Linked DNA regions of Mus musculus: all the other regions are linked to region 2. The links are chromatin loops, found by intact Hi-C in ENCODE. Cell type or tissue: left cerebral cortex. All regions are shown on one strand. Region 1 holds the start of Inca1 (inhibitor of CDK, cyclin A1 interacting protein 1). Region 2 holds the start of Gm12320 (predicted gene 12320). Region 3 holds the start of Camta2 (calmodulin binding transcription activator 2). Region 4 holds the start of Arrb2 (arrestin, beta 2). Region 5 holds the start of Gltpd2 (glycolipid transfer protein domain containing 2). Region 6 has its middle 4.2 kb from the start of Pelp1. Region 7 overlaps Gm12315 (a long non-coding RNA gene).

Region 1 (4,000 bases), 56 kb before region 2:
TGCCCTCTTCTGATGTGTCTGAAGACAGTGACAGGACAGTGTACTCACATACATAAAATAAATAAATAAATCTTAAAAAAACAAAACCAAACCTTCCATCTTTGCTTCATCCAAACAAAACAACAAAAACACCTCAGTTGCACAGAGCCAGCAAAGATGACTTCACAGCTAGCCAAGATGGGTAGGAAGCTAGCTGGTTAAGAATACTAAATATGGGGGCTGGAGAGATGGCTCAGCGGTTAAGAGCACTGACTGTTCTTCTGAAGGTCTTGAGTTCAAATCCCAGCAACCAAATGGTGACTCACAACCACCTGTAATGAGATCTGCCGCCCTCTTCTGGTGTGTCTGAAGATAGCTACAGTGTACTTACATATAGTAATAAATAAATCTTAAAAAAATACTAGATATGGAGAAAGACAGGGGTGTATAATTGTATTAATATTAAAAATGTTAGCTATGAGAGCTGGAGAGATGGCTCAGTGGTTAAGAGTGCTTGCTGCTCTTGGAGAAGACCTGAGTTAGGTTCCCAGCATCCATGTCAGATGGCTTACACGTGTAACTCCTAACTCCCCTCTAGAGGATTTGATACCCTCTTCTGACCTCCACAGGCACCCATACCGGCATACACCCACATGCACAAATATGAGCACATATGTAATTAATTAAGACTATTTTTTTTTCTCTTTTTGAGACAGCATTTCTCTGTGTATCCCTGTCTGACCTGGAACTGGCTCTGAGATCAGGCTGTCCTCAAACTCACAGAGATCTGCCTGCCTCTACCTCCCAAGTGCTGAGATTAAAGGCATATGCCACCACTGCCCAGCTTAAAAATAAAATCTTAAAAAGTATATACTAGATGGACAAATGGATAAAATTGCTTGTTGCCCCATCCTGATGACTTAAATTCAATCTCTGGATCTGATCTCTACACATATGCACACATGAAACACAAAAATACTTAATTATTTTTAAAGAATTCTAGAGAAGTCCAGAAAAATAAAATTAAATAAATGAACAAATACTAGGTAAAAGCCAGGAGTGATATACAGACTTGTAATCCCAAAGGCTCAGGAGACTTAATCTTTGAGTTTTGACTCCAGACTGGTTTAAAACAAGATTTCTGTCCAAAATGAAACAACAAAAAAAAAAGCTGGGGAAGCAATATGACTGCAGTTAAGTGGCAGAGAGCTTGCCGACATGCCCAAGGCCCTGGGACCCTAAACAATAAACTGCCTGGTAAGTTAGGAGTGCATGTTGGCTGGCATAAAGGACAAAATCAGAAAATGTTACAAGCAAAGGTTATCCAAAGAGTGAGCCAGGCATAGTTTTGCAATCCTGTGACCCCAGCATTCAGGCAGCTAACACAGGGTTGAGTGTTTAAGGCTAGCCTGGGGGTAGGGGTTACAAAGAGAGACCCAGTCCATCACAAAACAAAATCAAGGGCAGCTAAACTGAGCTGAGAAATGTTGAGGAAGATTAAAAGCAAAAGGAGTATCTTGAAGTGGCAGATGGTCGAGAGTTGGGCTGTTTAGTGTGAGATCTAAAAAATGGATATCCTGAATTCGTAGGGGGTCTAGAACTAAAGGAGCAATGAGGAATTTGGATGGCTGTGCCTGAGTGGGTGACCTAGATCTAAGGGGTTTAAGGCAGCCAGACGGAATGGATAGTTGACCAGGGGATAGTCAAGACCTTGGCAGCAAGATACAACTAAGAGGGTGGATGGGCATCTGAAAGGTGTCGCCCTGGCTGAGGAGCCTGGTGTTGGGGTAGCCTTACTGGGGGGGGGGGTGGGGGGTGGGGGGGTGGAGAACTAGGTCTAAAGGGGCCAAGGCGACCTCTGGCAGGAAGACTGGGGTCTATAGCCAAATCTTTGGTAATAGGCAGGAAGGCAAAACTGGGGTGGTGAGCTTAGGGACATGGGCAAACCAGGCTGGACAGGCAGGGGTCTCCTTCACCGGCCCTGAGAAGGCAACAGCGGCCTAAGAGGCCACCTGAGCCTGAGGGGCTGACTGGGGCTGACTGGGGCTGACGGGCTGAGGCGGCGGTCCGGGAGTCAAACCAGAAGGCTATCTGAGAAGAGAGCGTCCGTGCGGCTATGTCGGCGACGTCTCTGCATTTGGCCCCATCACCTGAGGCAACTGCGAAGCGAGTTCTGGAACCTCAGGTCGGGCAGGAAGGAGCAGCTCCGTAGTGAGCCCGGTCGCCCCACTTGCCTGGCTCGCCTGAAGGCCGGGCCTGAGGGGGACCGCCTCCTGGGCGTGGTCTGCCATTAAGCCCCGCCCCCTAGGCGCGCCTCTGACGGCGACGACGTGCGCGGCTCCGGCCTAAGTCCCCTCCTGCGTCCGACCTCGCCTTTCCCGACTCCTCAGGAGCGCTAGTTTTCCCACGTTCTGGTGATTTGCTTTCCCTTAGTGTCCGCAACTCAGTTTCCCTGTCTCTGCCCGGCGAGCCCTACTGTCAGAGTGCACTGCCCCTTTAACTAGAGTGACCCGGGTGGCTCCTTCCCGGGACAGCGCGTGCCCGCTCGCCCGTCCGCGCGCGCGCCCGTCCGTCCGTCCCCCGCCCCTCGCTCCCGCCCCAGCTCGCGCTGCCCGGGCGGGCGCCGGCCGCTGGCGCCGCTTCTGCTGCCGCCCCCGGGGCGCGATCCGCCGCCCGCCGCCCGGGGACCCGGCGAGGGGCGGGGGCAGCCCCGAACTGGCCCCCGGTCTCTCCCTCGCCGGTCTTAGGCATCCCAGAAAGTTTGTCCCTTTGCTCTCCGCCGGGGAGTCCTGCCGCGACGAGGTGAGAGCCGGTGGGGGGCAGGGAGGGGACGCCCGCGGAGGAATGCGCTGTGGGGCGGGGAGCCGGAGTTCCGAGGTCCCGATTGCACGACCCGGCCAAGCGGGCTAGGCGCGAGAGCTCGGATCATGTGCTATTTATCCCGCGGAGGCGCAGAGAGGTGCCAGGCCCCGGGCAGCCGTCGGTTGGCTGGACTGGAGGACCAGGAACTCATGGCCGCCCAGAGAGGACAGGCGGGGGCTTGTTGGAGACCTGCCAGTGGGCAAGGTGCAGGTGACCCGAGACCCCCTTTGGAGTCGGTCTGCCCCACCTAGCCTCCTCCCCAGTGCGCCTTTAAAGCAGGACCTGCAGACCCTGCACCTACTCCCTATATCTTTACCCCGCTGTACCCTATTCTTGCCACCCAATTCCTTGTTTTCTTAGCTTCGGACGAGTCATATTGCCTGTCCACCCTGGTGCCCTTCCCTCCCCTAGTTAGGGTTTTGGGGGTCAGGACTAGTCTTCCTGAGCCAGTCTCTGTGATTTCGGCTACTCCCTTCCTGTGGTGGGATAAACCAGCCCCTTCACTCCTCCCCTGCTCTGCCTAGGAAGGCTGGGGAGGTGAGGCCCAAATAGCATGACAGAAATTGGCGGTCTTTGGGGGCTACAGGTGGGAGTGCAGCATCGTTGATCTCTTTCTTTTTTTCTTTTTCTTTTTGAAGTCTTCACCCTGCTATCCGTGGGCGTGGGCTGCTTAGACTCTCCTCCTAGGGTGTGGGCACCCGGATCACCCACATTCCTAGGCTGCAGCCTGGCACTTTCCCCAGGCTAGTGGACGCCATAGCACTAGCCCCAGGTTGGGTTAGGACCAACCTGTTTCCTTTTCCCTTGGCTTTCCTTTCATGAAGCCCCCCTCCTTGGGTGTAGCCCCCCCCCTGAAGATACAGGTATTCTGGGTCTCCCTGCGAGGAGTCCTGGGGGGGGTGTTGATATTATGCATACAGGATGACCCCACCCTCCCCTGCCCATTGTCCTGGATCCTGAGGAGGAAGTACTGGGGGCTGGGCAAGGGGTTTGGGGATCACCAGCAGGCCCTGTGAGTCCTTGTTACAGGCTGTTCCACTAGCCCTTGGACTTTGCCAATCAGTAGTGGCCCTGCCTCGTGTGGGGGTTGTCAGCTCTATGTGAGAATTGCCGACCCTGGAGAAGAATTACAGATTCCAGTTTTATGACTGGGTTTTTT
Region 2 (4,000 bases):
CTTTCCTTTTTTTATTGAGTATTTGATATGTGTATGCAGGCACATGTGTGCCACAGAAGTCTGTGCATAGAGGCCAGAGGTCAACTTTTGGAAACCACTCTGGGTCCTGGGGGTTGAACTCAGGTCACTGGGCTTGCCTGGCAAGTGGTTTAACCTATGGCACCATCTTGTTGCCCTTGCCCTGCTTCTCCTGTTTGTGATTGAACCTGTATTTTAAGTTGAAAGCTGTCATTGCATTTGGTGGAGAAGGGGGGCCTTATGGCACATACCTTTAATCCCAGCATCCAGGAGGCAGAGGAAGGCATCTCTCTAAGTTTGAGGCCAGTCTGCTCTATTTACTGAGTTCCAGACCAGCCAAGGCTACATGGCCTCAAAAATAAAATAATGCTAAATTGAAAATTTTAAAGTTGTTTTTATATTTGGTGATCTCTTCCCTATTTAGTCTTTAATTATTTTCATCTACATTTTTTTCTACAAATCTTTTTTTTCCTTTCCTTTTTTTTGGGTGGGGGCCTATTTTTGGAGACAAGATCTCATGAATCACAGGCTGGTCTCAAACTCGGTATATAGATGAGGAGGATGGCCTCAAAAACTTAACTTCCTGCTCTGCCTCCCAGGTGCTGGTATCACCGTCCTGTGCTTCTATGCCTGTCTCTATAAATGTGTAAAAACTTAACAGGAGTTTTTAGAACACTGCAGCAGTTTGATTGTTTGGCAACAAGCAGAAGAAACCGAAGTGACAGTTGAAAGGTTTGTGTTTTTTTCATCTAAGAAGCTGCAGTAGACAGTTCAGGTTCCTAGGAAGCCCATACATGCCGCTAGCTTGCTACTCTGACACACTTAGAGTTCTAGCCTTGTCTTTGGATCCAGTGTGGAGCCTCTGTTTCACAACCACCTTCTGGCAGGAAGTAAAGGAAGGTCTTTGTCCCTTGGCTCTCCAGGAAATCCCCTGAAGGGTTGTCTTATTCAGGATCCAAAAATCACACGGCCCACAAAAGCCTGGGGATTGTGCTAAATTCAAAAGCACTTTCCCCTCCTTTACGAATACAAAAAGCAATCCTTAAAAATCAGAATAAGTAACAGGAGAAGCACAGCGACTTAAGAATTAAACATCTGTATGAAAAACTTGCAAAGTGTGGGAAACACGCCCACAGAACATTTGGTTACTTACAACAAAACCAGGGGAGCAGTCCAAAACTCCTCACATGATTCTGTAGACTCAACGTTATGTCCCCACCAGGAGCACGGAGCCAGGTGCCATCGGAAGGCATCTCTATACACAAAGCAAACGCCAATCTGCTGGGGAAATTGGTGACTTTTGTAGAAATTCCGTGAAGGTGACAAGCTCCGCCATGTGGTTCAGTTTGTTACCTCTGCTCCATCTCCAGTGCAAGCCCAGCAGGTGGCAGAACCTGCAACCTGCCACCTTCCCAGTCTCATAACTTCTCTGTCCATTGTGTCATTTTAATTGATGCAAATACCCGCCACATTCTGAGCTCTAACAATGGGCAGCAGCTATGATGAAGCTACCATCTATCCACAGGGAGAGTCTTCTTAAGACAACTTTTAACTCCATTAATGCCAGCTTGCAAATTACTACTTTTCCAGTTAATGGAGGAGGGTTCAACTCTGTTGCTCAGTTCAAATTCATATTCAGGGGGCAGCTATGTGTCCTCCCTGGCTCCCCCTGGCCAGGTTGGGAGTGGAGGTGAATTCCAACAGAGTTGGGACCAGCAAGGCTGGTCTCATGCTCTGTCCTTTTTGGTCTGGGGTCACGACTGTTGGAAGATGTATGTGACACCATCACTTGAAGTGTGGTACCACTGTCTCATTGTGGATACTATGAGAATCATACTCTAAAAATATCTATGTGCCCGGCTTATACACTGGATTTTATACACAATTGATATGTTAAACCCTTGACTGGAAACATTTCATCTGTACAAAACAGCAGCTGCATCAGATTGACAAATGCCCTAAGACTGTTCCTTTTTAATCCACTTCTCCAGCCACACAGAGTGACTTTTGTTCACAGTCTCTTGGTGCCCCCTTGCGCCCAGCCAGGGAACTGTCTCATTGTTGAAGCACAGGAGAAAACACCTCAATGTGTGCCGGTGTCTTTCTCTTTCAGGCATGTTTCCTGAATTCCATACCGGATCGTCTTTTCCACACAACATCCTTATCGCCGCTACACATTTCTTCAAACCCTTGCCCTCCACCTCCAGGAGATCTGTCTCCTTCTGGCAAACCTCAGTGGTAACTGCTAGGATACACAGCCTAGCTTGGCAGGTGCTGTCTGACATGTAGCATTCTATTCTCTCTCATTCTTATTACTTTTCAGGAGAAAAAACCGTAACTCTCTCCCTCCTCCCCTAGACACCCCCCCACCACCACCACGTCTTTCCAAGACAAGATCATTTCTCTGAATCCACAAGGTAGCTCAAAACTGTAACTTCAGCTCGAGGGGATCCGATATCTGCTTCTGGACTCTGGGCACTGCACACACATGATGCACATACAAACATACACGCAGGCAAAACTCTCATACATATAAGATAAAAATAAAAATTTAAAAATAAGTACTAGTGGAAAAAAGTACTCCCACTATCTGCTCCTGTCTCGATTAAATTAAATTAGAATTTTATTGAGTTAGATGAGGCATGGTGTTGTGAACTGAACTGGTCACCCCTCTGTCAGGTCTGTATGATGAAGGCCTAGTTCCCAATATGACTGTGTTTGGAATAAAGAAGAACCACTTCCTAGGTGGACCCAACTCCCTGCAGTTGGAGTGATCCTGGCCCTACCTGTAAGCCACAAGCACAGTGCACCTGGATGACAAGGAACATTTCTTCAAACCACCTCCCAAGCCGGACAGCCTGGTTATCAAAGCTCAGGAAAGACATGAGTTTTCTGGGTGTGGCTCAGAACTGGTCCCTCTGGTCTCCCTGGTGTGACAGTTAACCCTGGAGAAGGAATTGCCCTTTGGGTGCTTTTTTTTTTTTTTTTTTTGGTTTTTGGATACAGGGTTTCTCTGTGTAGCCTGGCTGTCCTGGAACTCACTTTGTAGACCAGGCTGGCCTCGAACTCAGAAATCCGCCTGCCTCTGCCTCCGGAGTGCTGGAATTAAAGGCGTGCGCCACCACATTCTTTGCATCTTCACAGCTGGAGGTGGGGGTTGAGTACCAAAGATTCACCTGCTGAGTGCTGCCTTAGTGTGCAAGAGTCAGACAGGAGTGCTACATCCAACACATTAAGATCCGACCCTGCCAATGACCCAGGAGGGATCTGGGTGACAAGTTACACAGAGGGTGCTCAAGGAAAGCTGCCTGTTCTCTTGGTGCTATCTGTCCTTAGGAGATGGTCACGTCAGTTAAAGCAAGATGCATTTTGTGTCAGCATCATGTAACGTTGGGAGTGGAAGCTATTCTGAGGTCAGCCTAGCTGACAGGGGAGACTCAAGAGTATGGAGACATCGGATGGACAGGGGCAAGAAGTGTGTACAGGTGATAAGAGCATGAGAGCAGCTAACAGGGAAAGCTGTCTGAGCCAGGGCCCTTCTGTTAGATAGAGCATCCCCTATCTGTGGCTATGTACCTGTGGGAGAAGTGACAAACAACCAGAGAGTCACAAGGTCACTCAAACCTTAAGATCATTCCTTTTAGCATCCCAACACAATGCCATTTAAGCTCAAGAGGCCACCGAATCGAACTAAGACAGGTGATGTGGCCCATATGTAATTGAAACTGCAATAGCACTAAATCTGAAACATCTGTCAACTAATTTGAGAAATGTGATTTTAAAACATGAGGAGCCAGGTGTGGTGGCCCATAGCTGTAATCCCTGCCCTGTCAGCTGCCGCAGCAGGACCAGGAGCTCTAGGCCGGCCCAGGCTGCATAGATCTAATCTCAAAAACCCAAGGTAGGCAGCCTGGGCTTGAAGCTCTCTGTTCCAGATGTTTCACAGGTGAGAGGGGAAACAGGGAGCAAAGCAGCTGATATT
Region 3 (4,000 bases), 68 kb before region 2:
AGAATGACTGAGGAAGATATCTGACATAGACCTCTCTGGTCTTCACCATCATATGTACCTGAGCAGGGACATGGAAGCGGGAGGGTTGAGAGTTCAAAGCCAGGGCAAGGGAGTAGCCCAGTCAGCAGAGGGCTTGCCTAGCATGCACAAGGCCTTGGCTTCATGCCCCAGCACTTCATTAACTACGTTTTGTGGCACACATTTAGAATCCAAGCACTCAAGCGGTAGAGGCAGGAGGACTGGATATTTAAGGTCATCCTTGGCTATGTAGCAAGTGTGTGACTAGCCTGGACTACATGATACCCTATCCAAAACCAAGCATTTAACACATAGAAACAAAACTAATCACTTTCTCTTCATTAACATCTAGAGTGACATGAGCTAATACAGGTCAGATACACAGCATGGTACTCAATATGAAGAAATATTACGCTGTTGTTTTGTATGGATGGATTATACCGAAGAGAAATGGACTCCCATAAGGTCCAAGACTTTGTGATTCTATAATCTCCGAAAGGCCTAGACTAGTGCTCAGCAACCAGTGTCCACAGACATAGCACTCCACCTCCTCCATTCCACCAGGGTTTGCTGGGTCCCAATCCCCCAAGCTCCCTAGAAAACCTCATTTGTATTCCATCGGAGCCGCTCTGGAGGCAACAGTGGGCATCGAGGAAGACACTCCAGCAATTTCTTGGGGAGGAAGATCTTCAGGTGGTGGCTATTCTCTAGAGGGGACCGGAGGAAGAGCCTTGTTAGAGGCAAAACAGAGGAAGAGAGCCAAATATAATCCAGAACCCTGGGGAAACTGTAACCAGGACAAGAGACAAGGGGAGCAAAGACTCAGAGGGCCAGAGAGTAGCAAAAAAAGGCTGTGTCCAAACTGAGAACCCATTTTGTGAACTTACCAGCAACCTCAGTGGTGTCCTTGGTATTCATGGTGAAGGTTCCAGGGGGCCAGGTCACCCCCGGCCTGAGGGGCCGGGGGGAGGGGGAGTCTGTGCTGGAAAAGGAGAGAATAAGGTCATGGAAGAAGCCCCCACATTAACCCAAGATGAGGAGCTTGGTGTGATAAAAGGGGTTTAGAACTCAGTGCTGACATCTGGGAAAGATGAAGAAAATGTGGAACTAGAATGTGACAGCAGAACCAGAGAACAGAGATGAAAGAACATAGTACCAGGAACCAACATGAGTGGGGAGACAAGACAGAACAGGGTGCTCAGAAGAAAGGGATGAGTGGGGGATGCTCACAGTGCTGGAGCATTCCCTAGGGCAGGAAGCTGGATCCTGCATGTCTAACCTAGATTCTCACAGGCCCTGACCGACCTGAGAGAGAGTAGGTGAGGTCAGTTAGTAGATCTATTTCTCCACGGAAAAATCAAACAGAAAAAAGAACTCAGGGTACGTTTAGGAAGGGAGAGCAAGGCTAGAGGGAAGGGTAGGCAAGTTGTGAGAGCTGGGGCTCTGGTCCTAGGAGGAGGATGGCTTGGCAAGAAAACCTGGATGCTGAAGGAAAGCAGATCTAAGTCCAAGTCCGGTAACAAGCTGGGCCTTTGAAGACACACCCCAATTTCCTTCTCTCTCTGACTTTTTCTAAGAGGAAGGGTAGAGCTGATAACTGACCTCATGTGCTCTCTCTCAGGTTGGTCAGGGGCTGGGAGAATTTGGAATAGACATGTTGGAGTAAGCTTCCGGGTGGGACATGCCGGCTTCCTCTTTGCAGCTAGAATTCTACTTCACCCTAACACTCCTATTTCCCCAACCTCTGCTTCTTCTCTGGCTCCCAGCCTACCATATCCCCTCTACTGCTCTGGCTCCAGCCTGAGCCTCCGCCCTCTTGAGGAACAGATGGGAGCTGGAGGAGGCTCTCTGCGCGGGTTCTGCCAGGTGTCCGGGGATGGAGAGGGGGTGGAAGCCCATTCAGGATCGGATCGGAGGTGTGCAGAGAGGCTAGGGTTGGGATAAAAAGTCCACCCCAGGGTGCAGGTGCGCAGCTCTGGCTAGGCAGTTTGCCAGGGTGCAGAGCTGGAGCCGGATGAGACTGCGGGCCTGAGAGCGGTGGTCTAAGACTGTCGCCGGGGGTGGGATGCTCTCCCCAAAGGGGGCAGGGGTCCTGGGAGAACCCCGGAGGTGGGAGGGGGTCCCGCCCGCAAACCCGGATGTTCTGGAGAAGCAGCTGAGCAGAGTTCATGAACACCTGGCAGCAAGGGGCAGTGCGGGAGACCGGGGAGGGGGTCTGGGGACTCTCCCCGCACTCTCTGATCCGTGAAGGGGCCCTGCGCCTAGCGGCGCCCCCTGGCGCGGGGAAAGAGGACGGAAGCGGTGAGGTGGGGGCAAACGGGGTGGAGGGACGGTGGTCCCCAGCGCCGCGCTCCACACCCGGGCCGCGTGGAGCTGCGCCCCCTGGCGCGGGGGCGGAGAGGCGGGCTAGAGGCCCTGGCTCTTACCTCCCGGGGTCCCGCGGGTGACGGCGGCAGCGGCCATTCTACCCCAAACCGACCCCCCCTAGCGCCGGCTGACAGCGGCGTTCGACGTCAGTGCGCACGGGGCGGGGCCTCCCAATTAAGGGAACGGGGGTCGGGAAGGGAACCTGGGGTCAGCACACTTGGGACTCTGGGCCAGTCTACGAGACGCGCTGCTGGACCGTCCCTAAAGAGGCAATAGCGCTGAGGAGAACCGGGATCCGGAGGCGGAAGCTCGGCCGATTGACGTGACTTGTGGGCGCAGGAGGATGGGGCGTGGGCAGAGGTCCAGGGCCAGAGCCCTGGAGGCAAAGGAGAGTGCTTGAGAATGCAGAATTCTTCTGGCCTCGGGCGAGACTCGGCAAATTTAGGGACCTAGCCTAACTTCATTGTCCTGAATCCTCAAAAAAATCAACGGAGTCCGCCTTTTCATTCCCCTTCCATCACTACCTCGCACAGAAACAAGACTATTTGGTGCTCTTTAATAACAGAACAGAGAGAACACAAGACCAGGTTCTGGCCTAGAGAAAAACCCGGCTGCGAGTGTACTGGGCAGTTAGATAGGAACTCAAGTGGGCTGTGAATGCCTACGCTATGGGATGGAGACAACAGAGATAGAAAACATCCGCTCTGAAGCCAGCACTAGGGAGTCCTGATGTTTGAATTGATCTTGGGTCCCGTAGCTTGGGCCTGGATGATTTCCCACTACTCCTCAGACTCCAACTCCATCGCCTGGGGATCGTAAACGGGGTTCTTTCTGGCTGTAGCAGTGCTGTAGGTCAAAGAGCTTAGCTGCCCAGAGGCATAAGTCCCCTGCTGGCCTACAGGAGTCCAGGGAGTCCAAAGCAGCTGTAGGTGAGAGCAATTGAGAGCAAGGGGATAAGAAAAGCAAGAATGGAAAAACAGGACTCTCTCCAGATTTCTTAATTGCCAAATTCAGGCACATACCCTCAAAAGCTCAGTTTCTTGACCACTTTTCGTCCTTAAACCAGCTATCCTACCTGGCTCTTGGCTTCTGCCACATCCCCATTTGATTATGAATTGACTTCCTCCCTAACCTTACTGTGTTCCTCTCCAGTTTTACCTGATCTCTGGGAGTGACAGAATAAGTCTCTTTCTGTGGATAGGTTGCCCTCTCTTCTTCCACGTCAAAGTATTTTGTAGTGCTTAGGAGTTCAAAGCCCTCTTCAAGTGCTGGAAGTTCAGGTGTAGCATCAGAGCTGCCCCACTGGGCCCTCTTCAGTCTGTGGAGACATTAGATGGAGGAGACTAGTGCCTGGAGGTCAGTCTTCCAGTCTCTTCATCCCTCACCCCTGGCCTGAAGCACTTCTTGCTGAGAATCACAGGTGCTACCACTGACCTTCAATTCACCCCAACTTTTTGTTCTTCACAGACAAGAATTTTTGATCCAGGGGCCAAACAGTGACCCCCAATTAACGATGTGCTTTCTTGTAATCATGGGCCATGTCACGCCTTCCAGCTTATATGACTTCCATCCCTCAATTGCTTCTTTCCATACTATAGAAATCATGTTTGAGAGT
Region 4 (4,000 bases), 320 kb before region 2:
CTTCCACCGTGTAAATCCTGGGGATTGAACGCAAGCAGGTCATTAGAGTTGACATTAAGTGCATTTACCCACTAAGCTATACAGATTTCATGCTGTACTGACCATTGTCTTTCTCCTTGCTGTAGACAAAAGCTCATTATTTTATTGATATTGTTGTTGATTATATTTTGTTGGTGTGTGTGTGTGTTTGAGACAAAGTCTCAATTAGCCCAAACTAATTCAAACTTGATATGTGGCTGAGTATGACCTTGGCTTTTTGATCCCCCACTCACCACCACACCCAGTTTTGCCAGAGATCCAATATGAGGTTTTTGTTTTTATTTTTAATTTTATGTGCACTGGTGTTTCCCCTGCGTGTGTGTCTGGGTGAGGGTGTCAGATGTTGGAGTTACAGACAGCTGTGAGCTGTGGGTACTAGGAATTGAATCCGGCTCCTCTGGAAGAGTATTCAGTGCTCTTAATCACTGAGCCATCTCTCTAGCTTCCCACAAGGGTTTTATGATTGCTAGGCGAGCACCCTGACAACTAAACTACGACCCTTGCCCCCAAATTCCACTTTAGCTATAGACTGCCTTACCTCTGAACATGATCTTTAGCAAGGGTCAAATCTGAATAAATTCATGAGTCAAAAAGCTTACTGTTAAGAACTCGAGTACATTTAAGCTGACTGTGTTGCTTCAGGAGGCAGAGGCAGGGGGACCCCTGTGAGTTCCAGGCCACCCAGGGCTATAGAGTGAGACCTTGTCTCAAAGAATCATATTGGGGCTGAAGAGATGGCTCAGTGGTTAAGAGCACTTTTTGTTCTCACAGAGGATCTGGGTTCACTTTCTAGCACCCACGTGGAGGTTTATAACTGCCTGTAACTCTAGTTCCAGGGGATCTGATACCTCCATAGGCACTGTGCACACAAATGGTGATGACCATGCTTACATGCAGGCTAGCACTCAGACACATAAAGTGTAACACATTGTAACAATGAAAGAGCAGACTTAAAATGTGACAATAGAACGGGGGAGGGGTAAGCAGGTGTTAAACAAGGTCTATGTTTAAAAATTAAAGATGATCTGAGATTTTTTTTTCTCGTGTACATTGTTTTTCAAATGGAGAAAAGTGGAGAGAGAGGCATGAAGGTATTCCACTGAGGGGAAATGGGTAAGAGTAGAAGGAAGAGACCGAAGAGGAGAAAAACCTGTCTCTGTCAGTCACCCTTTTCACCCTCTGCCAAACCCAGTCAATGTTGCCCCAGCAACGAACCTCTAATATGGCCCCTCTGTTCCCCCTCCACTCCCTGTTCATCGTTTTCCCTTGACTAGCTTATCTTCTAGCGGTCTTGCTATGCTCTGTGTTACCGGAAAAGAGAAATCCCATCTCGACATTCCTCTGGTGAAAAACAAAATCCAATCAAATCATTGCTGGGCTGCGATTAAAGACAGAGCTTAGTGGTGAGTCCTTACCAAGCATGCGTGAGGCCTTAGCAGAAAATTACATTACATTAAATTAGATAAACACTACAGATCCTCAGGCTCTTTCTTTCACCTGCTATACAAAGCCTTCCGCAGTCTCTTCCTTCCACAGTCTGCAGCTCTCTGCCTCCTGCCATCTAACCCACAAGCACTCGTCTATAAAGAATGTCCTTTCCCCACTTCTGCCCATCCTTCAGAATGTCTGTCCTCAAATTTCCCATCCAATGGAGTGAGTGACTGCACTCCCTCCTCCCCCACGCTGGCCAAGCAAAGGCTTTTGGGCTTTTAGTTGCTTGATGTTCTGAGTCATACCTCTATTATAGCATTCCTGGGAGCATAATATAATACCTGTTCCTATGTCTCAAAGATCCCAGGAAAGTTAGGCCATGATAATTCATGTTTGGTCCCGATGGCTTGGCACAATGACTAACACGAAATGGAGAGGGAGGGAAGGATGAAGAAAATAAGAGATGGATGGAGTGGGTGAATGATAGCTAGGATAGACAGTCGAGATGACAAGGTCTGAAAAATGTTTTAATGTTTGACCCTGCACAAAAAAAAAAAAAAAAAAAAAAAAAAAAAAAAAAATCAAAGACGATACACCAGGGGGAGCTGAAGACCACAAGAACGCGGGAAAGGCAGGCCAAACGAGGCTGCAAGCTCAGGGATGAGCAGCGCGTCCCAAAGCAAGCATCATCACGCAACTGATACGGTGCATCCACGTGGGCAGCCCTTGGCCCTCAGAACTAGACAGCACTTGAGCTCATTCCCACCGCCCCCTCGATCCCGTCCCTCCTCCACTACAGTGAAAGCAAACAAAGGGGAGGTATCCCTGCAGGGCTACGGATACCAACGGCCAATCAGCTGCTTCTAATCTCCTCGAAGGCGGCCGCCTGCTTTTAAAGGGGCCCAATCTAGTTCTAAAAGCTTGAGGAGGGGCGGGGAGATCGGGAGTAGGGACGGCGCGGGGAGGCTTCCCCGAGGGAAACGGAGGGCGGAGGCGTGGGGCGGAGCCAGCTCGAGGAGGGCGGGCTGCGCCGCGGCGCGCGGGATCCGGCTGACGCAGCTGGCCCCGGCTCCCCGAGACCCAGACCGCGAGGGGAGGGGAAGGAGGAGAAAGAGTGAGGACGCGCGTGCGCAGTGGCGCGGGGAGGAGCGGGGACCTGGCAGCAGGCGAGGAGGCTGCGAGCGAGCCGCGAACCCGGCGGGCGGAGGGCGGCGAGCGCGCGCGCACCATGGGAGAAAAACCCGGGACCAGGTAAGGGAGGTGGGGCCGTGCCGCGGGGCATGGGCGGCTGCTCGTGGGGTGTGCCAGGTTGATCCACAGACAAGGACACCGGGGAAGAAACCCCGGGGCCGGACGCCTGGGTCCCTAGAGGGTAGCGGTCCGGGGCCGCAAGCCTTGGTCCTTGAGATATTGGAGTGGAGCGTGCGTGCTAGGGCTCCTGCAAAAAGCAAGACCTGATGGGGATCGGGAAACCCACGCCTGGGTTCTCGCAGAGATGTAGGAGTCGGACTACTGGGTTCTCTGTGCAGGCTGTGATGCAAGGGCGGAGGAAGGAGGAGCAGGTGGCCGGCCCCGAGGGGTTGTGTGCTGGGAGACTGGATGCTGGGAAGGGATTCCCCTAGACTCGTGCCCAACCAATGGAAAGCCTCCTGCCCAATACCCCACAGTCTGATTGCTCCCACCTGTCCCAAGGGCCCGATAGCTCTGCTACCAAACTTCTGCCTTCTAGGTTGCTAGGAGCAACAGCTTCTTCTTGAGAGAGAAGAGTGTGTAGGGACCCTCGCTGAAATTGGACTGTATTCCTCTCCTGGGGGTGGAGGGGAGAGGTAGTATCTCCCCTGGACACACATCCTCTCCCCGGATGTTCTCTGTGCAATCGAAGCTCCTTCCTTCCACTGATACCAGAGTTCTCTTTTTTGGTCTATAGCAAAATCCACTTCCTGTTGTGACCCAACACCCCCAAGAGGACATGGGGTGAATGCTTGAGTTCCAAAGGAGCAAGAGCTAAAGAATAGGTAGGGGCTATGTGCCTCAAGCCGGAGAGGACCAAGAATAAGGGCCTGATTATGAGCAGTGACTTCTGCAAAACATGGGATCAACCCCACCACTCCCACTGCCCTTAGAGTATGAGAAAGTAGGCATCTCAGCATTAAGAAGACCAATATCTGAGAGAGATGTCCACAGGGAAGACTGACCTCCTGGATTTGAGGTTAAACACCCCAGAGAAAGGGGAAGTCACTTACTTGGGGGGAGGCCCCCAAATTTCCGTTGTGTACTTCAGGGAGGGGGTAGATGGTCCAGAGAAAGACTGCTGACTTGGCATAATTCCCTACCATCTCATCAAATTCTGGGCCACAGGAAATGGAGAGAATGGCAGGAAGTGCTAAGAGGCATCTGCTTTAGCTGCACCCCCCCCCCCAAGCTGGGTACCTCCCTGGTCATTCCCTTACTCTGCCTCCTTGGCCAGCCTCAGTATGTGCCCACTGCCCGCTCCCTAACCAGGCAAGAGGTGGCTGGGGAAGATGTAGAG
Region 5 (4,000 bases), 240 kb before region 2:
TGTGCCCAGCTATGAAAATACTTTTGTATTCTGGGGGTCTAGTGTAGGGCCTGCCATAGGAAAGTAATGACTGATTTAATGAATGAAACGCTAAAGTGAAGCTCAAAAAATTAAATTATAATGTCCAAGAATCACTGATGGAAGGCCCCAGACTCAAATAGTGTGCAAAGGCAAAGAGCGTCTATTCTGCAGAAATTACCAGCATGCAGGGGTCACAACAAAATGGCAATGACTTGAGGGGCTTGCAAGACATCCTTTTAGGCAGGTCTAGGGGAATTTCCCAGAAGGACTAGGTAACCTCTAATATGATTGGTAAGGGTCAAAGCAGTAACATTAGTACCATTTTCATTAGGTGCTAGGTTAGTTCTATTATAATTGGTGAGACCCTGAAGATTTTTGGAAGCCAGCTCAGTTCTGGCTTTGTTATCTTCTTCAGCCAGGAGTCTCACAAGCAGACTCAGCTACAGCCTTATCCTCCCTAACTCAGGCCATCATTGGCTAAAGGTTCTTTGTCAGTGGCTCCTTCAGAGAAGCCCAGTAAGCTTCCTGGGGAATTGAAATTTTTATTCCCAAGGTTTCCAGACCTCTCGGCAAGAATGTAAAAAAAAAAAAAAGAGAGAGAGAGAGCCTAAAGCCCCATCCTCGAGCCTTAACAAGTAAGACGTATTGGGCAACTGTGGTCAGCTTTCCACTTGGAATGCTTTCACATGCGTTATCAATTGATCCTCACATGAGATTTACAAAGGCCCATTATCTGCAGCTTACAGTGGATTCGTGTCCAGATTTAAGGAGAACCCACAAGACGCTGCCTCTTACGACAAGCTAGCCCCACAGGTAAAGGCAATGCAGAGACAGGTCACATATTATGTCCCCCAAATCGTCATTATGTCTCTCACCCTAGGATCTGACCTCTAGGGCAAAGGACACAAGGGAGGGGTCCTTAATAGATTAATTATTAACTCTCTGCACCTCTGGACACCACGGGAAGGGAAAGGCCACCAACTAGCTAGGTGAGGTGCACCAGCGATGGTCATGGGGGTCTCACTGTCCCCAGCCCTGGGACGCTGGTTCCGCCATGCAATTCCCTTCGCTATCTTAACGCTGTTACTTCTTTACATCAGTATATGGTTCTTCTATGAGTGGCCCTTCCCCTTACCAGCTCAGAGAACCCAGCAGTCCGGCCTGCGGGGACTCAAACTCCCTTCTCCTTCTCCAGTCCTCGGCTCCCTGCTTAGTTTCCCGGCAGGGGTGCAGTCCTGCAATCCAGAGAGACCGCTACCTTCCCAGGTATGTTTGAGTTTTAAGGCCAGAGTCTGGGGACTCTGCAACAAAGAAACAGGGGAACCAGACTGAGAATCGAATGAAAGGAGGCTCCTCCCTCTCTGTTCCCTCCCCCCTTCAGATGTCAAGAATAACCAGGAGGAACCCCAGCTAAACCTGAGGGACATTCTTCAGGGCCCAACAGTGGCTAAGTAGGCCTAGCAGGCTAGGAACTTTTCATGTATCTCTTATATCTATCTCCCAGACTGGCCCAGCGGCCAGACCCCTAGTGGTCCCAGAGAAGGAAGAGCTTCCCTGTCTAGGGCCTCATGGGGCGCTGGGTCGCATGGTGAGCCCCTTCCTGGCCTGTATGAGCCCTGAAGGGGATGTGGCGTTGTCTCAGTATCTGGCAGGATGGAGAGAACTACTTAGGTGAGTGGTCTCCCTTCCCCAAGCCCATCTTCCTCCAAATGATTCTGTGGTTTCGCAAGTCATCTCCCCACTTCCACCACCAAACAGGTTCCTAACTCCCCTTGGCACTGTCTTCGCCTTTGCCACCAGCGAGGCCTTCAACAAGGTGACCGACCTCGAGGCTCGTGTGCACGGCCCCAATGCTTCACACTACACATCGCTGATGACTATGATCACATGGGAGCGGGGAGCAGGATTGCTACAGCGCCCGGGAACCGAACCTGGGCATTCAGCCGGGTCCTCGGGCTCTCGAACGCTACTTTTGTTGCATCGCGCGCTGCGCTGGTCCCAGCTCTGCCTCCACAGGGTGGCGACAGGGACGCTTGGAGGTCCAGATGCGGGCACGCAGTGCGGGGAAGCCTACAGCACCGCCCTGGCCCCGCACCATCCATGGCTTATCCGTCAGGCCGCTCGCCTGGCGATCTTGGCCCTCCCGAGTCGCGGTCGCCTGCTCCAGCTGGCGTGTCCCGGAACAGGAGAGGCGGACGCGCGGGTTGCTCTGGCCCGGGCCGCCGGCGTCCTGGAGGATGTGTACAATCGTACCCAGGGCCTGCTGGCCGGCCACGGCCTGCTCCAGCTGGCTTGATGGCCGCGGCATCAAGAGACCGACCAGAAAGGCATTTCTGGGAAGGGATGTACATACTCAGGGTTACCGGCGGCCTGAGAGTAGCTAGCGGTCCTCTTTAGTGAAGTCACCACAGTTAAGGCCCACCCCCAGCAGGGCAGTCTCAGTGATGTGTGAGATCCTCTCATCTTCAGCCTCTGGAAGCTGGAAGAAGCAATGAAGAATAAAGAATGCTTTAGTAGCTGTCGACATCCGGCGTTATGTATGATAACTGGAGAGCTAGCTTAAGGGCTGGGGGAGGGTGTGGGAAGACCTGTTATCCCTGCTCTTTGCATCTGAAGGACTCATATTCCCCTGAGCTCATTTCAGCTGCTCCATGGCTTCAGTTGCCAGCGCTTACCAAGTCTCAGTCCAGATCTGCCCTCCACACAGCCAACGCAGCATGTCCCGCCTGAGTGCTACTTCCCTCCACCAAAAGTACATTTATTTCTGTGTTCTGTCTCCAACCTAAAGCCCGTGCACCATGCCTCTCACCAAACAGGCACTCCACAAAGGTCTCCTTGGTCACTTCCGTACTAGTGAATGTGAAAGACATAAAGCATTTCCTAGACTAACTTAGACTAACTCCCAAACGTACCTCAAATCTACTTTTTTTCTGAACTATATATTTCTATCCATCCAGCTGGATATTTGGCATTTCCATTTGGATGTCAACTAGGCATAGCACACCTATCAGCTTCAGACTGTTTCTAATGCTTTCTTCTAAAATAGTACTTTCATAGTCACGTTAGCTCAGTAAGGAATTCTTTTGTTTGTTTGTTTGTTTGTTTTTGTTTTTTTCGAGACAGGGTTTTTCTGTGTAGCCCTGGAACTCACTCTGTAGACCAGGCTGGCCGAGAACTCAGAGATCTGCCTGCCTCTGCCTCCCAAGTGCTGGGATTAAAGGCCTGTGCCATCACTGCCAGGCAGGAATTCAATTTTTCCAGGTTCTTAGATCCAAAATCTTGTTAACGTGACTTTCCCCATACCAACATTGAATCTATGAAAATCTGACTACTCCCCACATTTCCCAAGTTTCTTTGTCTAAATCAGCTTTATGTATCATCTGGACTATCTTTGCCTTTCTTACAGTTGTACGGTCACTAAACTATAAAAGGTCATTCTTTTGTTTGTTTGCTCAGTTCTTTGTTTTTGTTTTTGAGACCAGGTTTTTTGTTTGTTTGTTTGTTTGTTTGTTTTCCTTGCGTAGCCCTGGTATCCTGGAACTTGCTTTGCAGACCAGGTTGGTCTTGAACTCACAGAGATCTGCCTGCCTCTGCCTCCTGAGTGCTGAGATTAAAGGCATGTGCTACAACTGACCAGCAAAAGGTGATTCTTTAAAATGTCAGTATTGGGGGCTAGAGAAATGGCTTAGCCAGTAAAGTACTTGAGGTGAAAAACAGGGTTAGGATCCCTTATCACCTATATAAAAGCAGTGTGGGCACCTGATGTGGTGGCTCATGCCTTTAATCCCAGCACTCGAAGGCAGAAGCAGTCAGATCTCTGTGAGTCCCAGGCCAGTCAGAGTTATGTAGTGAGTCCTTGTCTGGAAAACAAAACAAACAAAAAGCAGGGTATGCATAGCAACCTACCAGCAAAAGGAAGGTAGAGGGAGGAGGATCAGGAGTTCAAAGCCAACCTGGGCGGGCTACGTAGCAACTTGGA
Region 6 (4,000 bases), 340 kb before region 2:
GGAAAAATCTCCTATCCTTGCAGTTTGTGGGGCTAATATGAGCTTGCTTAACTCAACTAAAAGAATTTGGGTAATGATCTTTGTTCTCGTTTACTGGGATTAACACAATCTCCCTGCTTCTGCTTGTTGGGTACTGGTATTAAAAGATTCATCACCACCACCACCACACCCAGCTCTCCGCCTGCTCCAACACCTCAGACAGCATCTCACTATGAATCCTGCTTTAGACTCTCTCACCAGCGTGCTCTTTCCTCAGCTTTCCAAGTTCTGGGCCTATGGGCTTGTACCGCCACACCCGGCTCTCATGGGCACATTTCCATGTCTGTAAATAACTTACTTCAGTTATATTCACAACGATCACCTTCTCTTGACTTTTGCTTTCCCTACACACTGGTCCCCCTTTCTCTTCCCAATTATTACAGTGACTTTCACAACTTGAAAAAAGAATCCTAAATTCTACACATTTAAGCCCACATGACCCTGTGTTCAGGATCTGCCTGGTTTCATGATGATCTTCAGTTCTGACTCCTGCACGTGACATGCTTTTGTTCTTCGTCACAGCTGAATATACTTCCTTGATGAGCCTAGATGCTGTGACTTAGCTACTGTGAGCAGTGCCACGGTGCACATGGGTTCCTGGCAGCTCTTCTGCCACCTGCCGCTTTCAGCAGTGTGTGCTCAGGTGCTCAGGAGTAGCATAGCTGAGTCACGTAATAGTTGTGTTGTTACTTTCTGAAACACCACTGTGTGGATTTCAGGAACGGCTGGACTAAGTTAACACTCCTTGGCAGTGTCTAAGGGGACACTTGCATCCTTCCTTCCTCCTCTTCCTCACCGGCATGCTGGCACGGGTAGTTTTCTTGATAATAACTATATGGACTAGGATGAAGTACATTTTCACTGTTGTAAAGTTCTAGTGGTGGTGGTGGTGGTGGTGGTGGTGGTGGTGGTGGTGGTGGTGGTGTGTGTGTGTGAGAGAGAGACAGAGAGACAGAGAGAGAGAGACAGAGAGAGAGAGAGAGACTCACACAGTTCAAGCTACCCTTGAGCTTCCCACTCCGAGGATGACCTTGATCCTTCTGCCTCTGTCACCTTACTGATGAAATTACAGGCATTCAGGACACCGCTCCTGTCTTTCAGTTTGTGCTACCCTAATGGCTGAAGAGGTTGAACATCTATTCTGGTATTTATTGGCTGTTGAAAACTGTCTGTTCAGCTTGGGCTTCTTTCTTCTTCTTCTTCTTCTTCTTCTTCTTCTTCTTCTTCTTCTTCTTCTTCTTCTCCTCCTCCTCCTCCTCCTCCTCCTCCACCTCTTCCTCCTCCTCTTCTCTCATACAGGATATTCCTACTGCAGCCTCCCCTCCCGCCATTTCTCCCAGGCCTCCACATCTCCCCTCTCCCCCATATTCACTCCTCCTTTGAAATTTCCCTTCAGAAAAGAACAGGCCTCCCAGAAATGTCTGCTGAACACAGCATAACAGGTTACATAAGACTGGACATAAACCCTCATATCAAGGCTGGCAAGGAAACCCAGCAGGAGGAAAAGGGAGGCTAACGAGTCAGAGACACCCCCCCTCTCCCACTGTTAGGAGTCCCACAAGAACACCAAGCTAACAACCATAGTGTATATGCAGAGGACCCAGTGCAGCCCCATAGACGCTGCTTGAATGTCACTTCAGTCTCTGTGAGTCCCTATGAACTTACTTAGTTGATTCTGTGGGCCATGTTCTCCTGGTGTCCTTGACCCCTCTGACTCATACAATTCTTCCTTTCCCTCTGCCGTGGGCTTTCCCGAGCTCCAAGGGGAAGGACCTGATGAAGCTCTTCAGTTTGGCCTCACTCTATGCCTAATGTTTGGCAGGAAAAATATTTATGTGTTTTCCTGCCTGTCTGTGCACCACATGCATGCAGTACCCATAGAGACCAGAAGAGGGCAGTAGATCCCTTGGAACTAGAAATACAGGTGTTTGTAGTCCGGGTTCAGAAATAATCAGTGTGCTCTTAACAACTGAGACATCTCTCCAGCCCTCAGCTTGGGGGTCTTATATGTGTGTTCCTGCTAGTAACCTCCTGTCAAATGGGTATCAGGTGAATATCACACTCTGTTGGTTTCCTTTCTGTGTAAAAGCTTTTCCTTCTTTCTTTTTTTGAAACCCCTTATTTCATAGCCCTGTCTGGACTGGAACTTGCTACATAGACCAGGCTGGCCTCAAAGTCACAGAGATCCACCTGTCCCTGCCTCTTTTTTGTTTGTTTGTTTGGTTTGGTTTGGTTGTTTTGTTTGGTTTGGTTTGGTTTGGTTTGATTTTTTGTTGTTGTTTGTTTGTTTGATTTTTTTTTTCAAGACAGGGTTTCTCTGTATAGCCCTGGCTGTCCTGGAACTCACTTTGTAGACTCAGAAATCCACCTGCCTCTGCCTCCAGAGTGCTGGGATTAAAGGCGTGCGCAACCATGCCCGGCCTGTCCCTGCCTCTTAACTGCTGGGATTAAAGATGTGTGGCACTACATCAGGCTGTGCAGAGGTATTGTAATTTGATTAAATCATCGTGTGACTTATTTTTGTTTGGTTGCTATGTGAGGTGCATGTTCACATGTGTTTAGAGGTGTATATCCATCCATGAGCTCACGGAGGCCAGAGCAGGTGTCCTCCTCCAGTATTCTGTCTTATTCCTTTGCAGCAAGATTTCTCAGTGACCCTGGGATTAACTGCCTGCCCCACCTCCACCACCAAACACACACAAGTCTGGCAGCCCGTGATCCTCCTGTGTCCATAGCTCTAGTGTTACCGCATGTGAAAGACCAGGCCCAGCTCAGATGGTGCAATCAGAACTCAGGTCCTCATGGCTGTCCAGCACTATTTGCTAAAGAGACTTTTCCTCCAACGTATCGTGTGAATATTCTTTTTTATTTTAATTATTTGATTTTTTTATTTTTAACTTGTGTATATGTGTGTCTGTCTGTCTTCTGTCTGTCTGTCTGTCTGTCTGTCTATGGGTATGTACACATGAATAGAGGGTAGATCCCCCTGAGGCTGGCATTGTAGGTGGTTGTAAGCCATCCATAGGAACTGAGAATGAAACTGGGGTCTTCTGCAAAAGCAGTATGTATTCCTGCCCACAGAGCTGTCTCTCCACCAACGATGTGAATTTTCTGTAACTCATATTACTATCAGAAACATACTTACATCTGGCGGTGAGTGCCCATAGTCCCTGCAACTTGGAAGGCTGAGGTGGGAGGGGCACGTTTGCCCAGCAACTGAAAGCCAACCAGGAGAAAAGAATGAGACTCTGTGTCTCAGGAAATGGAGAAAAGAAAAACGGAGGGGAGGGGGAGAGAAGGATGAGGGAAGGAGGGGCCAGCCTACCTTCTAATTGACTGACAATCTCTAGTGTTTAAATACAAATTCACAAGGAACAGAACTTAAGAAATGTAGCGTGTATGTATGTACGTATGTACATATGCATGCATGTATTCATGAAGGGAGTTTATTAGAATGACTTATAGACTGTGGTCCAACTAGTCCAACAATGGCTGTCTATCAGTGGAAGGTCCAAGAATCTAGCAGTTGTTCAGTTCAGGATGGATGTTGCAGCTGGTCTTCAGTATTTGCCCAAATCCCAAAGAAGCAGGCTCTAATGCCAGCGAAGGAACAGACTTGCTAGCAAAGTGAGAGCTAGCAGGCAAAGAGCAAAGGCAGTCTCCTTCCACGTCCTTTATGTAGGTTTCCAGCAGGAAGTGGGGCCCAGATTAAAGTTGGTTCTTCCCACAACAAAAGATCTAGATTAAAGTTGTATTTTCCCACCTCAAAGGATCCAGACTGAAAGTGAGTCTTCTGGCCTTTAATCCCAGTACATAGGAGGTAGAGGCAGAGGCAGATGGATCTCTGAGCTTCAGGCTAGCCTTGGTCTACAGAGTGAGTTCTAGGACAGCCAGGGCTACACAGAGAAACTCTGTATCAAGAAACAAAAAGTAAAACAAAGCAAAAATAAGTAACAAAAAA
Region 7 (4,000 bases), 130 kb before region 2:
CTGAAGACAGCTACAGTGTACTTACATAAAATAAATAAATAAATCTTTAAAAATAAAAATAAAAACACGGGCAGTGATAGCACATGCCTTTAATCCCAGCACTTGGAAGGCAGAGGCAGGCGGATTTCTGAGTTCGAGGCCAGCCTGGTGTCCAGGACAGCCAAGGCTATACAGAGAAACCCTGTCTCGAAAAAGCAAAAAAAAAAAAAAAAAAAAAAAAAAGCTGTGAAATTTGAAGAAAAGCTTTGGGCTGGTGAGATGGCTCAGCGGGTAAGAGCACTGACTGCTCTTCCAAAGGTCCTGAGTTCAAATCCCAGCTACCAAATGGTGGCTCACAACCATCCATAATGAGATCTGACGCCCTCTTCTGGTGCGTCTGAAGACAGCCACAGTGTACTTACATATAATAAATAAGTAAATCTTAAAAAAAATAAAATAAAAACAAAGAAGACATTAAAACATGTCTGCTTTTTTTTAATGGTGAAGTAGGCCTAGATTTAATGAGGATCTTTAGAGGCCTTTGTGATAACAGGAGGCCCACACAACTTGGAAACCCACAATGATGGCTACAGGGCTCTTAGACCACCAGATGACCCCAGAACTGGATTCCTCTGGCTTCTCCCGGCAGCTGAACACTGTGACTCTGCTTTCTTATCTTTAATTAGCTGCATGTAAATCTTATTGGGAAATCTTGACTCTGTGAAATCCTTGGGCAGCAAGTCCAAGGATGATGTCTGGTCTTCTCAGAAGCATTGCTAATTCCAGATGTTTAGTCCATTATCCTAGCAGCAGACATGGTGTTGGAACAGTAGCTGAGAGTTACAGCCTGGTCCTCAGTCAGAGGGGAGTGGGAGTGGGGGGCGAGGTGGGGTGGGATTTGAGGATTTTTTTTAAAGATTTATTTATTTATTATATGTAAGTACACTGTAGCTGTCTTCAGACACTCCAGAAGAGGGCGTCAGATCTTGTTACAGATGGCTGTGAGCCACCATGTGGTTGCTGGGATTTGAACTCTGGACATTCGGAAGAACAGTCGGGTGCTCTTACCCACTGAGCCATCTCACCAGCCCCCCTTTTTTTTTTTTAAAGAATTTATTTATTATATGTAAGTACATTGTAGCTGTCTTTAGACACCAGAAGAGGGTGTCATATGTCATTAGGGATGGTTGTGAGCCACCATGTGCTTCCTGGGATTTGACCTTAGGACCTCCTGAAGAGTAGTCAGGGCTCTTATCCACTGAGCCCTCTCACCAGCGAGGATTTTTTTTAAAGATTTATTTTATGTGTATGAATGTTTTGCCTGTATGTATGTCAGTGTGCCATGTGCCCATGAAAGTCAGAACTGGAGTTACAGGTGATTGTGAACCACCATGTGGATGCTGGGAATTGAACATATATCCTCTGCAAGAGCGGTCGGTGCTCTTAACCAGAGCCATCCCCTACCCCATAGAGAAAGAAGTTTTAAAATTTCATGTTATGTATGTATGCACATCATGTACATGCCCTGTGCTCAGAAGGGTCAGAAGAGGGCACTGGACCCCTTGTAAATGGAGTTACAGACAGTTGTAAGCCACCATGTAGGTGGTAAGAGTCAAACTCAGGTCCTCTGCAAGAACAAGTTCTCTTGTGCATTGAGGGCTGCTCCTGTGTGCAAATATTTAAGGCTGACCACTCGGCTTAGAAACCAAACAGAGGCCTCATCCGGGGAGAAAAGCCATTCTCCCTCCCCAGCAGCCAGGGACTGGAGCTTTTCATCTAGGAGCAGGGCCTTGTGAACTTTCCCCATCAACCCAAATCCACTGGTATGGTTAGTATACAGCTTTGTTTATGTCCTCTTCTGACCCCCAGAGGGCACCAGACGTGCATACATGCAGGCAAACATATATAAAACAAAAATAAATAAACCTTCAAAACAAGTCTCTAAATTCAATCCCAGTTCCCGAATTGTAATCTGCACCCCACTCCAAAGTGCACTGTAATAAAATGACGCTAGAAGAAACACAAAAAGTCAGATCTAAAGCTGCAAATGTAATAATGCTAGCACTTGAGACTGAGGCAGGAGGATCGTTTTTTGTTGGTTTTTTTGTTGTTGTTGTTGATTTTTTTGTTTTTGTTTTCATTTTTCGAGACAGGGTTTTTCTGTGTAGCCCTGGATGTCCTGGAACTCACTCTGTAGACCAGGCTGGCCTCAAACTCAGAAATGAGGCAGGAGGATCTTGAGTTTGACCCTGCTTCAAAACAAACAAACAAACAAACAAAAAAAAAAACAGGAAACAAAAACAACAACAACATCAACCAGAAAAGGCAAGGTGTCCTAGAGCCCGGGCAAGGGCTGTAGGACTTTATACAGTAACTAATCCGGCCCAGATGAGCAAAGTACAGTTCTCCTCCTGGACTTGCCCCAGAGCTAAAGCCAAGAGAAGCAGAGAACGCTCTGCTGAGAGGCTGCTCCTGTTGCTCCTGTTTAGAGTCCAGAGAAACCTCAGCTAGATCTCAAGCCTGAGCTGAATCAGTGACTCGGCCGGCCATGCAAGCCCTGCTGGAGCCACTGCACTCACACATAGACTGCTCCGGGGACTCAGAATCGGTCCCTTCCACCCCACTTCCCCTGCTGTCCTCCTCTCTTCCTCCTCCCCCTGCTCCTCTGTCTCTTTTAGATAGTGTTTTGATGCTTTGCTCAGGTTAGTTCCCAACTCCTGGTTTCAGTGATCTTTCTGCCCCAGACAGCTGGGGAGTGTGGTGGGAAAGAAGAGGAAGAGGAGAAACAACACCCGGGCACATACACTTAAAACAAAAGCCCCGACTGCTCTCGGCTGCTGAAGGAGACCAACCATTTATAACCATGCCTGCTGGTGTTTCTGGAAAATCCAGCACTCTAGAGGCTGAGGCAGGAAGGTCACCTGTAACTCCAGATCCAGGGGACCTAGGGCCTTCTTTTGGCCTCAGGGGGCTCCTGAACATGTGATTAATATAGGTTCACACATATATGCATAAATAAAAGGAAAAACAATAAAAGCTAGCTAGCTATGCCTGAGCCTACAGGGGAGCCGGAGAACCAAACCAACAGCAAAGTCCCTCATGGTTTCTCCTTCAAGTTCTTGTTTCAGCTTCTGATGACTCGTCTCAGTGATGAACTGTGACCTGGAAGTATAAGCCAAATAAATCTTTTCCCCTCCTAGGTGGCTTTTGGTCAGAGCCAACAGAGATGTTTCCTTACAGCAACAGAGGCAGAAAGATTGAGAGTTGTAAGCTATCTGGGCTACATAGTGAAATTCTAAGAAAGGGAAGGAAGAAAGGAGAAAGAGAAAGGAAAGGAAGGAGAGAGAAAAAAGAGAGAGCAGGAAAGGGAGAGGATTACAGCATCAAAGATGAAACTATGACAACCCCAAATGGGCTAAGCCCAAGGAACTCCAGTCCAAGACATCATGTAGCCCAGGTTAGCCTAAAGCTCTTCCTGCCTCAGTCTCCACAGTGGTGGGATTACAGGCCAGGGTAACTATGCCTGGCTCGTGACTGAATTTTTCTCCAAACTAAGATTTTTTTTTTCTTGGGCTGGTGAGATGGCTCAGTGGGTAAGAGCCCCCGACTGCTCTTCCGAAGGTTCAGAGTTCAAATCCCAGCAACCACATGGTGGCTCACAACCATCCATAACAAGATCTGACTCCCTCTTCTGGATTGTCTGAAGACAGCTACAGTGTACTTACATATAATAAATAAATGAATCTTTAAAAAAAAAGAATATTTTTTAAATGTATGTGAGTACACTGTAGCTGTCTTCAGACACACCAGAAGAGGGGTATGGGTTCCTATTACAGATGGCTGTGAGCCACCATGTGGTTGCTAGAAATTGAACTCAGGGCCTCTGGAAGAGCAGTTAGTGCTCTTGACTGCTGAGCCATCTTTCGAGTCCAAGTAAAAACCTTTTTTAAAAACCTTTTTTGGATTACTTATTTTATGTGTATGAGTGCTCTGTCTGCACATACACATGGGCACACTTACG

Evidence for each region. Peaks named below come from ENCODE experiments on the same cell type or tissue, not always from the same donor. Only the 100,000 strongest peaks of a DNase experiment are listed, where the experiment ranks them.
Region 1: it touches region 2 in a loop (5-fold over the local background); 5 of 42 quality-filtered maps call a loop at or near these places.
Region 3: a loop joins it to region 2, with 2.6 times the contacts of the local background. A loop is called at or near these places in 25 of 42 quality-filtered maps.
Region 4: a loop joins it to region 2, with 2.4 times the contacts of the local background. A loop is called at or near these places in 14 of 42 quality-filtered maps.
Region 5: a loop joins it to region 2, with 5 times the contacts of the local background. A loop is called at or near these places in 30 of 42 quality-filtered maps.
Region 6: it touches region 2 in a loop (3-fold over the local background); 15 of 42 quality-filtered maps call a loop at or near these places.
Region 7: it touches region 2 in a loop (3-fold over the local background); 31 of 42 quality-filtered maps call a loop at or near these places.

Annotation. Positions count from the first base shown.
Region 1 is chr11:70,697,929-70,701,928 of GRCm38, forward strand. It overlaps Inca1 (inhibitor of CDK, cyclin A1 interacting protein 1), which reads right to left and starts at 2,227. Exons shown (of 7, transcript NM_001252484.1): 1 at 2,130-2,227. It overlaps Kif1c (kinesin family member 1C), which reads left to right and starts at 2,620. Exons shown (of 23, transcript NM_153103.2): 1 at 2,620-2,781. In left cerebral cortex, a CTCF peak has its summit at 345 (motif pointing left); DNase peaks (open chromatin) are centred at 2,293, 2,908 and 3,499; H3K4me3 peaks cover 2,175 bases; H3K27ac peaks cover 2,159 bases.
Region 2 is chr11:70,753,783-70,757,782 of GRCm38, forward strand. Gm12320 (predicted gene 12320) reads right to left here and starts at 1,384. Exons shown (of 3, transcript NR_167739.1): 1 at 1,172-1,384. In left cerebral cortex, CTCF peaks have their summits at 1,355 (motif pointing right) and 2,059 (motif pointing left); DNase peaks (open chromatin) are centred at 1,166 and 2,047.
Region 3 is chr11:70,685,442-70,689,441 of GRCm38, forward strand. Camta2 (calmodulin binding transcription activator 2) reads right to left here and starts at 2,664. Exons shown (of 23, transcript NM_001190376.1): 1 at 2,445-2,664; 2 at 906-1,000; 3 at 622-725. The coding sequence starts at 936. Inca1 (inhibitor of CDK, cyclin A1 interacting protein 1) reads right to left here. Exons shown (of 7, transcript NM_001252484.1): 6 at 3,544-3,703; 7 at 2,920-3,308. The coding sequence ends at 3,165. In left cerebral cortex, a CTCF peak has its summit at 2,383; DNase peaks (open chromatin) are centred at 1,266, 1,865, 2,571 and 3,138; H3K4me3 peaks cover 2,527 bases; H3K27ac peaks cover 2,864 bases.
Region 4 is chr11:70,430,033-70,434,032 of GRCm38, forward strand. Arrb2 (arrestin, beta 2) reads left to right here and starts at 2,548. Exons shown (of 15, transcript NM_145429.5): 1 at 2,548-2,721. The coding sequence starts at 2,699. In left cerebral cortex, a CTCF peak has its summit at 2,085 (motif pointing right); DNase peaks (open chromatin) are centred at 1,749, 2,400, 3,000, 3,345 and 2 more places; H3K4me3 peaks cover 2,183 bases; H3K27ac peaks cover 1,873 bases.
Region 5 is chr11:70,518,192-70,522,191 of GRCm38, forward strand. Gltpd2 (glycolipid transfer protein domain containing 2) reads left to right here and starts at 1,018. Exons shown (of 3, transcript NM_146020.1): 1 at 1,018-1,287; 2 at 1,526-1,692; 3 at 1,780-2,545. The coding sequence starts at 1,027. The coding sequence ends at 2,317. In left cerebral cortex, a CTCF peak has its summit at 2,027 (motif pointing right); DNase peaks (open chromatin) are centred at 2,074 and 2,547; H3K4me3 peaks cover 458 bases; H3K27ac peaks cover 305 bases.
Region 6 is chr11:70,412,234-70,416,233 of GRCm38, forward strand. No RefSeq gene overlaps it. Among named protein-coding and RNA genes, the nearest start is that of Pelp1, 4.2 kb to the left of the region's middle. In left cerebral cortex, a CTCF peak has its summit at 1,923 (motif pointing right); a DNase peak (open chromatin) is centred at 1,926.
Region 7 is chr11:70,627,917-70,631,916 of GRCm38, forward strand. All of the region lies in intron 1 of Gm12315 (a long non-coding RNA gene), which reads right to left. Among named protein-coding and RNA genes, the nearest start is that of Gm12315, 6.3 kb to the right of the region's middle. In left cerebral cortex, a CTCF peak has its summit at 1,854 (motif pointing right); no DNase peak of the experiment used is centred here.